Regions from separate parts of the Mus musculus genome. Here region 1 is linked to region 2. The links are chromatin contacts, found by Hi-C or POLR2A ChIA-PET in ENCODE. All regions are on one chromosome and are shown on one strand. Each heading gives the region's core, a stretch centred on a gene start or an enhancer-like site at or near the end of the contact. The rest is flanking DNA. Distances are from core to core; before and after follow the strand shown. Region 1 holds the start of 1810062O18Rik (RIKEN cDNA 1810062O18 gene). Region 2 holds the start of Ecd (ecdysoneless cell cycle regulator).

Evidence for each region. Hi-C counts contacts between places; a loop is a spot of excess contacts on that map. ChIA-PET counts read pairs that join two places held with the same protein, here RNA polymerase II (POLR2A).
Region 1: a loop to region 2 is called in a map of T-helper 17 cell, with 2.1 times the contacts of the local background. The contact joins the promoter of 1810062O18Rik here to the promoter of Ecd in region 2. A Hi-C loop is called at or near these places in 1 of 37 maps with a recorded cell type or tissue (T-helper 17 cell). POLR2A ChIA-PET finds 5 or more read pairs at or near these places in 2 of 5 experiments (Patski and embryonic stem cell).

Annotation. Positions count from the first base shown.
Region 1 is chr14:20,543,476-20,548,783 of GRCm38, reverse strand. 1810062O18Rik (RIKEN cDNA 1810062O18 gene) reads right to left here and starts at 2,491. Exons shown (of 6, transcript NR_033571.1): 1 at 2,440-2,491. It overlaps Ppp3cb (protein phosphatase 3, catalytic subunit, beta isoform), which reads left to right and starts at 2,211. Exons shown (of 14, transcript NM_008914.3): 1 at 2,211-2,428. The coding sequence starts at 2,344.
Region 2 is chr14:20,345,204-20,350,263 of GRCm38, reverse strand. Ecd (ecdysoneless cell cycle regulator) reads left to right here and starts at 2,143. Exons shown (of 14, transcript NM_027475.3): 1 at 2,143-2,470; 2 at 3,443-3,653. The coding sequence starts at 3,449. Fam149b (family with sequence similarity 149, member B) reads right to left here and starts at 2,102. Exons shown (of 14, transcript NM_001024512.2): 1 at 1,870-2,102. The coding sequence starts at 1,916.

The DNA.
Region 1 (5,308 bases), core at 1,242-3,741, 200 kb before region 2:
ACCAGGTGTGGTGGCACACACCTTTAATCCCAGCACTTGGGAGGCAGAGGCAGGTGGATTTCTGAGTTCGAGGCCAGCCTGGTCTACAAAGTGAGTTTCAGGACAGCCAGGGCTACACAGAGAAACCCTGTCTCGAAAAACCGAAAAACCAAAAAACCAAACAAAAAAAACAAACTCACTTATGGAGTCAACATATCTTTAAGAGTCTTTCCCTCTTGTTATGGCTGTTAGCGTGTTAACTATCCCTCCCCTGCCTGGGACACTCAGTGCATTACATTCTCCATTCCTCCCCTTGTCTTCTGGGCATTCAAACCACCTTGACAAACTCACTCCCAGTACAGTACCAGCCTTGGTGCCTTTCCTCTCTGCATTCCAGGTGTGTGATGTGACTCCAATCCTTTGCTCTTCCTATTGCCTTGCTCCCTTTCCTTTCCCCTTAAGAGTCAGAATATCTCTGTGATAATGAGAGCTATCTTCACCCATGACACACTCCCAACAGTCTCTTTCCTTTGAAAAGTATTTTGTAGTGGCTGGAGAGATGATTCAATGGTTAAGAGAACAAGCTGTTCATGTATTGGACCCAGGTTCAGTTTTCAGTACCACATAGTGGTTCACAATATTTGGTAGCTCTAGTTCCAGGGAATATAATCTACTCTTCTGCCCTCTATGGAGACTGAACACATGTGGTGCACAGACATTCATGCAGGTAAAACACATAAACACACAAAAGAAAATAATTTGGAAGGTTCCCTTTGCAAAGAATGTCTATTGGGTTTTCCCTCCTTATTTATTCCAGATCTTGATCTTACTGATGAACACAAAGAAACAACAGATGCTGAGAACGTTGCCCTCCTAATCACTGAGGACAGATTCTGAGAACTTGTGTTACTGAGTAATAAGATACAGAGGGCTTTCTTGTTTCATCCTATTTGGATGCTATAACATAGAGACATGGGCCTTAGTAGATATGTTGGCCCCTGAACCATTCAACACTGCTCGTGTCATACACACAATTCTATCTTTTTGGAAGAAGTGTAATGACTGTGCATATGTATGAGGAGGACACATGAAGGCTAGAGTAAGCTGTACTAGTCAGTTCTCTTTTAATACCTTGTGTGCCCTGTGGTTCCATTACTGGGTTTGGTGGCCTATGCCTTCAGCATCTGAGCATCTTATTAATAACTGTTAAGGACCACCTGTACTTGTTTCTTGACCTCTTGGATGCTGGTCAACTTGGATCTGTTTCTGCAAGTTGCCCAAATTCAAATTCCGAGTATGTACAAAGATAAGGAACTAATTTCCTATTTTCTACCTACTTAGTCTCTGCTTTCCATTTTTTTCTATTTCATTTCTTTATTTACAAGTTTTAGTAGATGTCAGACTAGAAGGAGTCTAATTCCTTCTTTCCATTGTCTCCTTCGGCCATGGGGATTAGTCCTAAGGAACTTAAATCACAGTCCTTGGCTGCAAGCACCTTTATCCATTGAACCATCTCTCTGCCTTCAAATTTATTTGCTCAGTGAATTACGAGAGAGGCAATGGCTTTCCAGGGGAATCTTACAGGTTCTCAGGACACCTCTTGGTGTCATTCCCTACTTCCCTTGATCCATTTTGGTTCTTAAATCGTGGTGCTTAGACTTTTCCAGCTGAATTTATGTGCCTTTGGACTTTTCCAAACTCTCAAAGCAAGAGTTCGAATTCTATGCAACTCTCTAGGGCCCCGTTTTGTTGAGACAGTCTCACTTTGTTGCCCTGAGTGGTTAGACCTAGCTAGACTTGAACTTACAGAGTTCTGCCTTCCCCTGCCTCCTGAGGTCTGGTATTAAAGGGAAAATTTCATTTTAAATGATAATGCCACTCTATAGATTCCCTGATGCTTCTTTCATTTTTCTCTCTGGCCATAGTATTATCACTTAGATTTTGTAGATAAATTGTCATATATTTGTCTAGGCCTGGGAAATTCTGAGATCAAATTACACCTCTTCATTTTCCTGGGCTCCAAAGCGGCCAAAAAACCGTCCTTTTTTCCCCTTGCATTTTATCAACAGCCCCTCAGTTTAATCTGCAACCTCTCTTTACTGGTTTGTCTTTCTGCATGTACGGAATTTTCACCTGATCCCTTGGACTGTTTCCGTTTCTGTAGTAGCCTCGGTAATTTTGCTCAAGTCCCTGGAGCTTGTCCCGCCCCCGCCCCTGCACGCGCGATGCATGACGGTCTTAGCCCCTCTGAAGGGAAAGAGGGTCCGCCATGTTCCCCGGCGGCGCCGCCGCTTGGCTCTGGTAGCCGCCGCCCCCGCCCCCAACCCCGCCCGTCCCGGCACCTAGCCGAGCCCCGGGCCCAGCATGGCCGCCCCGGAGCCGGCCCGGGCCGCGCCGCCCCCGCCCCCGCCCCCACCGCCCCCTCTCGGGGCCGACCGCGTCGTCAAAGGTGAGAGGTACCCGAAGCCTGGGGGCCTGGCGTGAGGCGCGGTGTGAGGGCGGGCGGGAGTCCGTCCCCTCAGGAGCGGGCCTGGCGGGGCGGGCGAGTGACTGGCTGCCTCCCTTGGGGAGTGGCCCCTGGGCGGGTCCCCGCTGGGCCGGGCCGAGGCGTAGGCTGCTCCTCGGTCTCCCGCTCGCCCTGCAGGCCCGGGCGGGCGTCGTGCGCGGGCTGTCGCTAACGCGGGCTCAGGGCCGTCCGCCGCAGTGAGCCCCTTTCTTTCCTGCTTTGCCTGTGGTCGGCGCGGCGCCCGCGTTAAGAGCTTCCGGCTCCTCGACAGCTGCACTCCCGGCTTGCCCGGGCGCACCGAGGGGCCCCGGAACCCCTTAGCCGCACGCCGTTGGACTCGCCCGCGTTCTGGCCCACGCCTGCTCCCGGGTGACAACGCCTAGCTAGCGCCAGCCGCAGGGGGTTTGCGCTCGGCCCTCAGATGCCACCCCGCGCGGAAATCGGGAAAACCGTATGGGACTGGACCAGGATGAAGGATCCCGGGGTGACCTAGGAACCCAGACGTAGCTGCGGGGCAGGGGAAAAAGCCATCTTACAAAGAGGAGGCAAAAAAGTCCCATGTATAGGAAGTGGTACACTTAACAGAAAGGGTTTTACAAGCCGCCTCTAAACACACGACTTACTCTTTAGAAGGAAAAGTGAAATTCTTCTGAGCCAGGGAGGACGTGTGTGTACAGATAAACAGATTTATTTAAATTAAATTGAGAGGCAGTTGAAAGTTCCTTAAAAGTCCAGGCTCTCAGAGAGAGCCCATCTACCACACTAATACTATGGATTAAGAATATTAAGAACTGAAATTATTTTTCTTTATTTTGCAGTCAATAAGCAGAAATCGTAAAATGAAGATTTCGTCATTTAGATTATGCTCATTTTTAAAGTTATTTTAATTTTCAAATTCAGTGTCTCAAGTATAGACTGGCACAGTGTTTAAATACTGCTAGCTTTGCTTTGAATTGTGACCATGGTTTGCCATTAAAATATTTTAAAACAAACCCTTTTCTCGTGTGTGTGTGTGTGTGTGTATGTATGTATGTATGTATGTGTGCTGGTTTTTCGAGATAGGGCTTTTTTGCGTAGTCTTAGCCAGGAACTTGGAAAGTAGGCTGGTCTGGAACTCAGAGATATGCCTGCCTCTGCTTCTTAAGAGCCCAATCAAAGGTGTACGCCACCACTGCCCACCTGTGTTTTTTCTGTTTTCAATCTGCACTTTAGGTTCTTAAAGCATGACATATGTGGTTGGGTTAAGCATTAGAATGAACTAAATAGGACTGGAGTAAGAGCGGGTAAGAGCACTGACTGCTCTTCCAGAAGTCTGAGTTCAGTTCCTAGCAGCCACATGGTAGCTCACAACCATCTGTCATGGGATCTGATGCCTCTTCTGGTGTGTCTGGAGACAGTGACAGTGTACTCATATACATTAAATAAATTTTAAAAAAAGAATGAATAGGTTTTTTTCTCAAAGATTTATTTTATTATTATAAATAAGTAGACTGTTGCTGACTTCAGACGTACCAGAAGAGGGTGTCAGATCTCATTTCAGATGGTTGTGAGCCACCATGTGTTTGCTGGGATTTGAACTCAGGACCTCTGGAAGATCAGTCAGTGCTCTTACTCGCTGAGCTATCTCACCAGCCCCTAGAATGAATAGTTTATGAGCTTCTTTTTCTGGGATTTTTTTTTTTCTTGAAGGATAGAAGATCAGGCATTGATCCTATTAATTTCTGTAATTGTATAGGTGGGGGTTGAAACAGGCCATTGCCTGCTTCTTCATTTTCTTAACTATATTTCCTGTGTGCTTATTTTTCTGGATACTTTTCACCAGAATAATAGCTGACGTAACTAGTCACATTCCCAAATCATGTATTTATGTTGTCCTTTTGTGAATCTTGTTCCTTGTCATTTATGTAGCAATCTTTTTCTCATACTGCTTTAATGAAGGAAAAACGAGTTGCAAGCAGAAGGCAGATTCTTTAGGGGTGAGTTGTGAGTCTAATACATAGCCATTTACAGTTTATTGTTTTGAAATGAAAACCATTTTCTTAGTAGGAAAGGAGCTTGTTTGGGAAATTTCAGTTATAAACGTATGGTTAATGCATGTTGTGTATTAGTTGTATCTTCTTCATGGTGACAACTTTCATTTCTATGTGGAATGTATTAGAATTCCTGATACTGTGGTCACATGCCTTTAATCCCACCACACTGGAGGCAGAGGCAGGAAGTTGCTGTTAATTTTGAGGCCAGTCTGGTCTACATAGCAAGTTTCAGGCTAGCCGGAGCTACATAATGCACCCTGTCTTAAAAGATAAATAAGTAAAACAACAACAGCATGTAAGTAAAGCTCAGGTTTTGTAAGTCCAGGACACTTCCCTAGCTTTGCATAGACTCAACATCATCAGATTATGAGGAAACTGCCATTAGAATTGAGTACAAGTAGTCTTTTCCTCTTTGGAACTTTTCCTTTTTTGTCTTTAAATTTTAGACTCAACGCTTCTATTTTAAAGACCTTTATTTTATGGACATGTATTATTTTTTTCTTTTTAGATTGATTTTCTTTTATGTGTATGGATGTTTTAGGCATTCATGTCACCATATGTACCACATGTGTATAGTGTCCCATGAAGCCAGAAGAGGGTGTTATATCCTGTGTAATTTGAGTTACAGAAGGCTCTTAGCCATATGGGTGTTGGAAACCCAACTTAGATCCTTTGGAAGAGCAGACAGTAAAGGCTTTTAACTGCTGAACCATTTTAAGTCCCCAGACATGTAGGTTTTTAAGAGAATATAGAATGTTTTGTTAATAGTCACACTTAGGAAATACATATG
Region 2 (5,060 bases), core at 894-3,393:
ATCAACCTTGCTAACCCCTTTTTAACATCTATAACTAGTAACTGCTAAAGAATGCTACTACTTCAAAATGGATGGGCTCTGTAACAGCTAACATTAAACATTCATTTAAATACACTATCATTTCTATGCATTTAATCCTCATTGCTCACTCTATTATGATTCCCTTTGGGAAAGGCTATTTTTAGGAACTATAAAAAACAGCATCAAGAACAAGTAGTACAATACACAGGGTCAGAAATTTCAGCTCAGGAGATGCCTATCCAGAGTGTCTTCATACAACATGTATTTTTAACATCTCTGGTTAGAAATAATTATAAAAGCAAATCTGGGGCTGATAAGATGGCCCAGTAAATAAAGGTACTTGCCACCAAGCCTCATGACCTGAGTTCAATCAACAAGACTCACATAATGGAATGAGTGACTCTTGGAAGCTGTCTACTAACCTCCAAATGTGTGCTATGGGCCGGGCAGTGGTGGCGCACACCTGTAATCCCAGCACTTGGGAGGCAGAGGCAGGTGGATTTCTGAGTTCAAGACCAGCATGGTCTAAAGAGTGAGTTCCAGGACAGCCAGGACTGCGCAGAGAAACCCTGTCTCAAAAAACCAAAAAAAAAAAAAAAAAAAAAAAAATCAAAAAAACAAATGTGTGCTATGGTGCACGCGCATGTGCATGATACACTAAATGGAATTTTAAAAATTAAAAGCAGATTTTAAGTTAAATCCTTCTCACTTTGGGGAAATGATTATTTCTTAGTTTTATTCCCTAAGGAGCTTATTATCTGATTTGCTGTTGTGCAAATAACATATTCCTTAATAGATAACATGCTTCTGAAAAGCAAGGAGAGGTTCTCTTCTTTGTATGGCTCTTTTACCAAGTAAAGGCGGGAAGAAGAAAGTAGTGCTATCACTTATTGAGGATCTATTATGTACCAGCCCTACGTCATCATTTTAGGTATACTTGTACATCTTAGTTGTATACATAGACAGGAAGGCCCAGATCTAGTTAAATTTCCTAAAAGCTAAGTGGCAAGAAAAGTATCCATCTAAAAATCTCAGGTGTGACTTTAAATGAATGTTATTGGAATGCATAATAAGTGTATGGCTGTTGAAATTGCTTACTTCAATGAGGAGGACCAATGGGACTTGGTTTAAACGTTCAGGCCCTATTGGGTTCAGATGTGGAAGCTTTCTAATTTTATCTGAGCAACAGAAGCTAGTTACAGCAATCTTTCAGAACTGCTGAAAGGACCAAGAAACTGCAGGTTCTTTTGAAATTGCAAAGTACCAGTCAGTAGATATAAGGCTCTATGTTACACTTTACTAAGGGTACAAAGCAGGTTTTTAAACTACCAAAGTGCTTGCTTTTTAGCATTATTTGCAGGGGGTGTGACGGCAATGTGTGAATTGCTTGACAACAGGCTTTACAATCGGATTGACCCTTGGTTTGTACGTCTGAGCTGCACCACCTTCTAGATACAACCTTTAGACCTGTGATCTTTATTTGTAGGATGTGCAAAGTTGGTCTCAACCTGATTTCGCTATTGCATTCAAGCAAACAGCTTTGCATGGTGTTCTGAACTAGACACGTTCAACGTTATTGTAGCATTTAAGCTATTATCTTCAGTGGGGTCAAAAGCACTGTGGGAACAACGGATGCAGCACTCCCTCAATTCAGGACCTAACAGTCCCAAAGGCACACCCTAAGCTGGTGACCCAAAGACAAAAGGCAGCTTCCACCAGGGCTGGGAGGTGAGAATCCGGGATAGTATTTTCCCTCCCTATGTCTGGGACGGGAAAGGAGAGGACGGGCCTTATAAGGTCCCTTGAGCTCCGGCGGCCCAAGCTGGGCGAGCAGAGCAATCCACTCACAGCTCCACGCTCTGCGGCACGGCCTTCCGAGTGTATCTGGAGATCATCCTCCTTTTTCTCCTCTGCGGCCAGGGCGGGCAAGCCAGGGCGGGGGCCTCGGGGCCTGGCCCTCCCGCCGGCTCCGGCCCGGCCCCCTCCTGCCACCTACCGGCCCCGTCTCGCCCCGTCTCGCCCCGTCGCTTAGATTCCGGACCGCCACCTCCCAGAGTTCCCACTCTATAGTCTTCCGACCTGCCTCCTTCCTCTCATGAGCGGAAGTGACGAAGGTACAGCGTCTTTCGGAAATTGGCTCCGATGCGCACTAGAGACTATACTCAGGGTTCCGAGCCTCACGACTTGCAGGCGTTCAGGCGTGGATCAGGGCCCAAGCGAACGCGAGGACCCAGCATGGGCCGGGATTGGGCGGTTGGTGGTCGCCTCTGACCAAGTGTCCTGCTGGAAGAGGCAGCCAAGGAAAGGTGCCAGAGCAGAGGCGCACGAGAGAGCTATTGAAAGGGATCGCTTTACTTTTGTCAGGTGGAAGAAGAGCGTCTAGTTTGGTGAAGGAGCACTATACCGCGCCAGGACAGTGCTCCTGGTGGCTCCTCTTCTGTACTCTCGGGTATGTCATTTTTCATTAATTCCCATGATCTCAAGTCCAATTCTGACTCTGTAAATTCTACATAAAGAGCCCTGCTTGGATTTAGGGTGAGGGTGGGTAGAGTTTTTCCTTGATCCGCCAGGGTGAGAGGCAGCACGATTCTAATTTACAGTGGTGAGTGGGTAGTTGCATAGAAGGTGCAGGTTCCTTATTGGTTCATTGCAAAGCCAAGTAAGCTTAGGAATTAAATTGCTGCGTTAGGTGGGCATCCGGAACCATGACCAATTATTTTGGGACGAAACTCCGACACGCAAGTGTTGGCACTTTTAAATCTTCTATAGAAGCCCTGTAGAGCAAGGGGCATTGCTTTTTAACGCACCTAGTAACACAATTTTAAAGGAAGGTGTTTTAGAGACGGCAGACTAACACTTTCATTTCACGACTAAGTAGAAAGCTCAAGAAAGTAAAGTGCCCAAAGTATGCCACCGACTGAAGCACGGTTGGAAGGTGTGAGAGAATAATGGATAGTAATGGAATGTTTTCAAACTGTGTTACACACACTGCTGCCGACTGAAGGGCAAACATTTATTTATTTGTGAGAAAGGATCGTCTTATGTTACCTAGCCTAGCCTCAAAATCCTGGACCCAGGTGATCCTTTTGCCTTGATCTCTCAGCTGAGACCATAGGCACACCTAGCTATTTTTAACTTTTATCCTCACATACTTCTTTGGTTTGGGAAGTGAGTTGTTGGACTTTCATTTACTCCATAATATCAAGGTTTCCAGTTCACATAATTTAATTTTAAGGAAGATAGTTTTAAGTCTGTTATTCAGAGGATAAATCAAGTGGTGTCTGGTAAAGGCCGGAACCATGATGGTAGGTGTGTATCAAATTTGGGGGAAATAATGTAGTCACCTAGAAGAATTCTGAGAATGCTGTTATTTCTCCTTTTGTGTGGCTTATGTCCCTTGAACTTTGATGGCCATTTTTAGAGAAGAATGGAGGGCAGTGGAAAGCTCGCAATGGTAGAGGATGCTGTGGAGTACCATCTCTTCCTGATACCAGATAAAGCCAGAGGCACAGAAGAGCACAGAGAGATTCTTCAGAAGTACATTGAACGGATAATGACCCAGTTCGCACCCATACTGGTCCCTTATATCTGGCAGAATCAGCCTTTCAATCTCAAATACAAGCCTGCAAAAGGTAAAGTAAGCCTTCCTTCTGAGAGACTTGTTCCATAACCTTAAAAGCCACTGACGTCTGCCCACATATAGCCAAGCCCCTAACTTTAACTCTATAGAATATCTTTATGGCTAGGGATGCGGGGACTGTGGCTGTGGTATGGACTCTCTCACTGTGCCTAAGTGTGAGTGCTGGTGCTGCGAAGGCCCAGGCTTGGGACTTAGTCACAGTTCTTTTTCTCTGCGCAGGACTTATCTCCATGATGCCTGTGGGAGGTTGCTTTGTTTCATGTAGCTGTTTTCCTGAGAATCCAAGAGTGACTTTGTCTGGCCAATAAAAACAACTAAATGGGTTTTGTTACTGTCCGTTGCCACCCAGAAGCATTTCCGGTGTCCTTTACTGCTGTCACCAGTGCTTACGTCCAACTCTAGCAAAATACAGTCATCTGTTCTGTCATGTCTTCTAACGTTATGAAAATGAATGAGTGCAGCCAGGCTGTATTTACTCAGTGACTCAGAGTGACTGTTGAGGATCGGGAGCCTTGGATCTTTGGATCCCGCCATTCCTGTTCACACTTCAGTGCTAATGTGTTAGATTTGGCTAGCAGCCGCTCGGTTTCTCCTGTGGTATTACTGTCACTGAACTTTTTTCCACCACTGGGCATTGAACCTGGGGCCTTGTGCGTTGCTAAGCAACTGGTCTGCCACTGAGCTACTTCCCCAACCCTAATTTTATTTTCTAGATACAGGCAATGTTTATTGACAGGGAGATGAGCAAATTAATGTGCCACATATAAAACGAGCCCATTAGACAGGTATGGTGGCACACACCTGTCATCTTAGCACTCCGGCCTAAGGCAGGAGAATCACCAGTTTGAGGCCAGCCCGGGTCACAGAGTGAGAGTCAGTTTCCAAACAAAAACAACCTATTATCTTTTAGAAAGCCAGGCTTACCCTGAATTTTCCACTATGTGATGGCATTGCTGAATGTTACCCAAGATGATTAGTATTTCAAATTTACAGTCCTTGCTTTGCTATGTGCCGTGAGGGACAGAGCAGGAAGACCTAGTGTCAGCACCTCCAGATACTAGGGGCTTGGTCTCAGTGTGGGAGACTCCAGCTTCTGAACTTCCCTGAGCTCCACACACCATTGGCAGGTGCCTTGGTACAGCACAGATTAGACTGTGCCACTCGCTTCCTGTGGCTGCGGGGGAGGTTTCAGTTGAAGTCTGATATATAATGCAAATGAAAATCGTACTCTGCTCTGAGCTCCTCTAGCTGGAGAGATAGGGGATTTGGTGAAGCAGCTAAGTTGAGAGGTTGTTCCTCTCACATCTTTTGGTTCTCTGTTTCTTTGGCTTGGTTTTTGCCATGGTTGCTGTGGTGCCTTGGAGTGCATTTCTCTGAGCTTCATGCGGTACATTACATC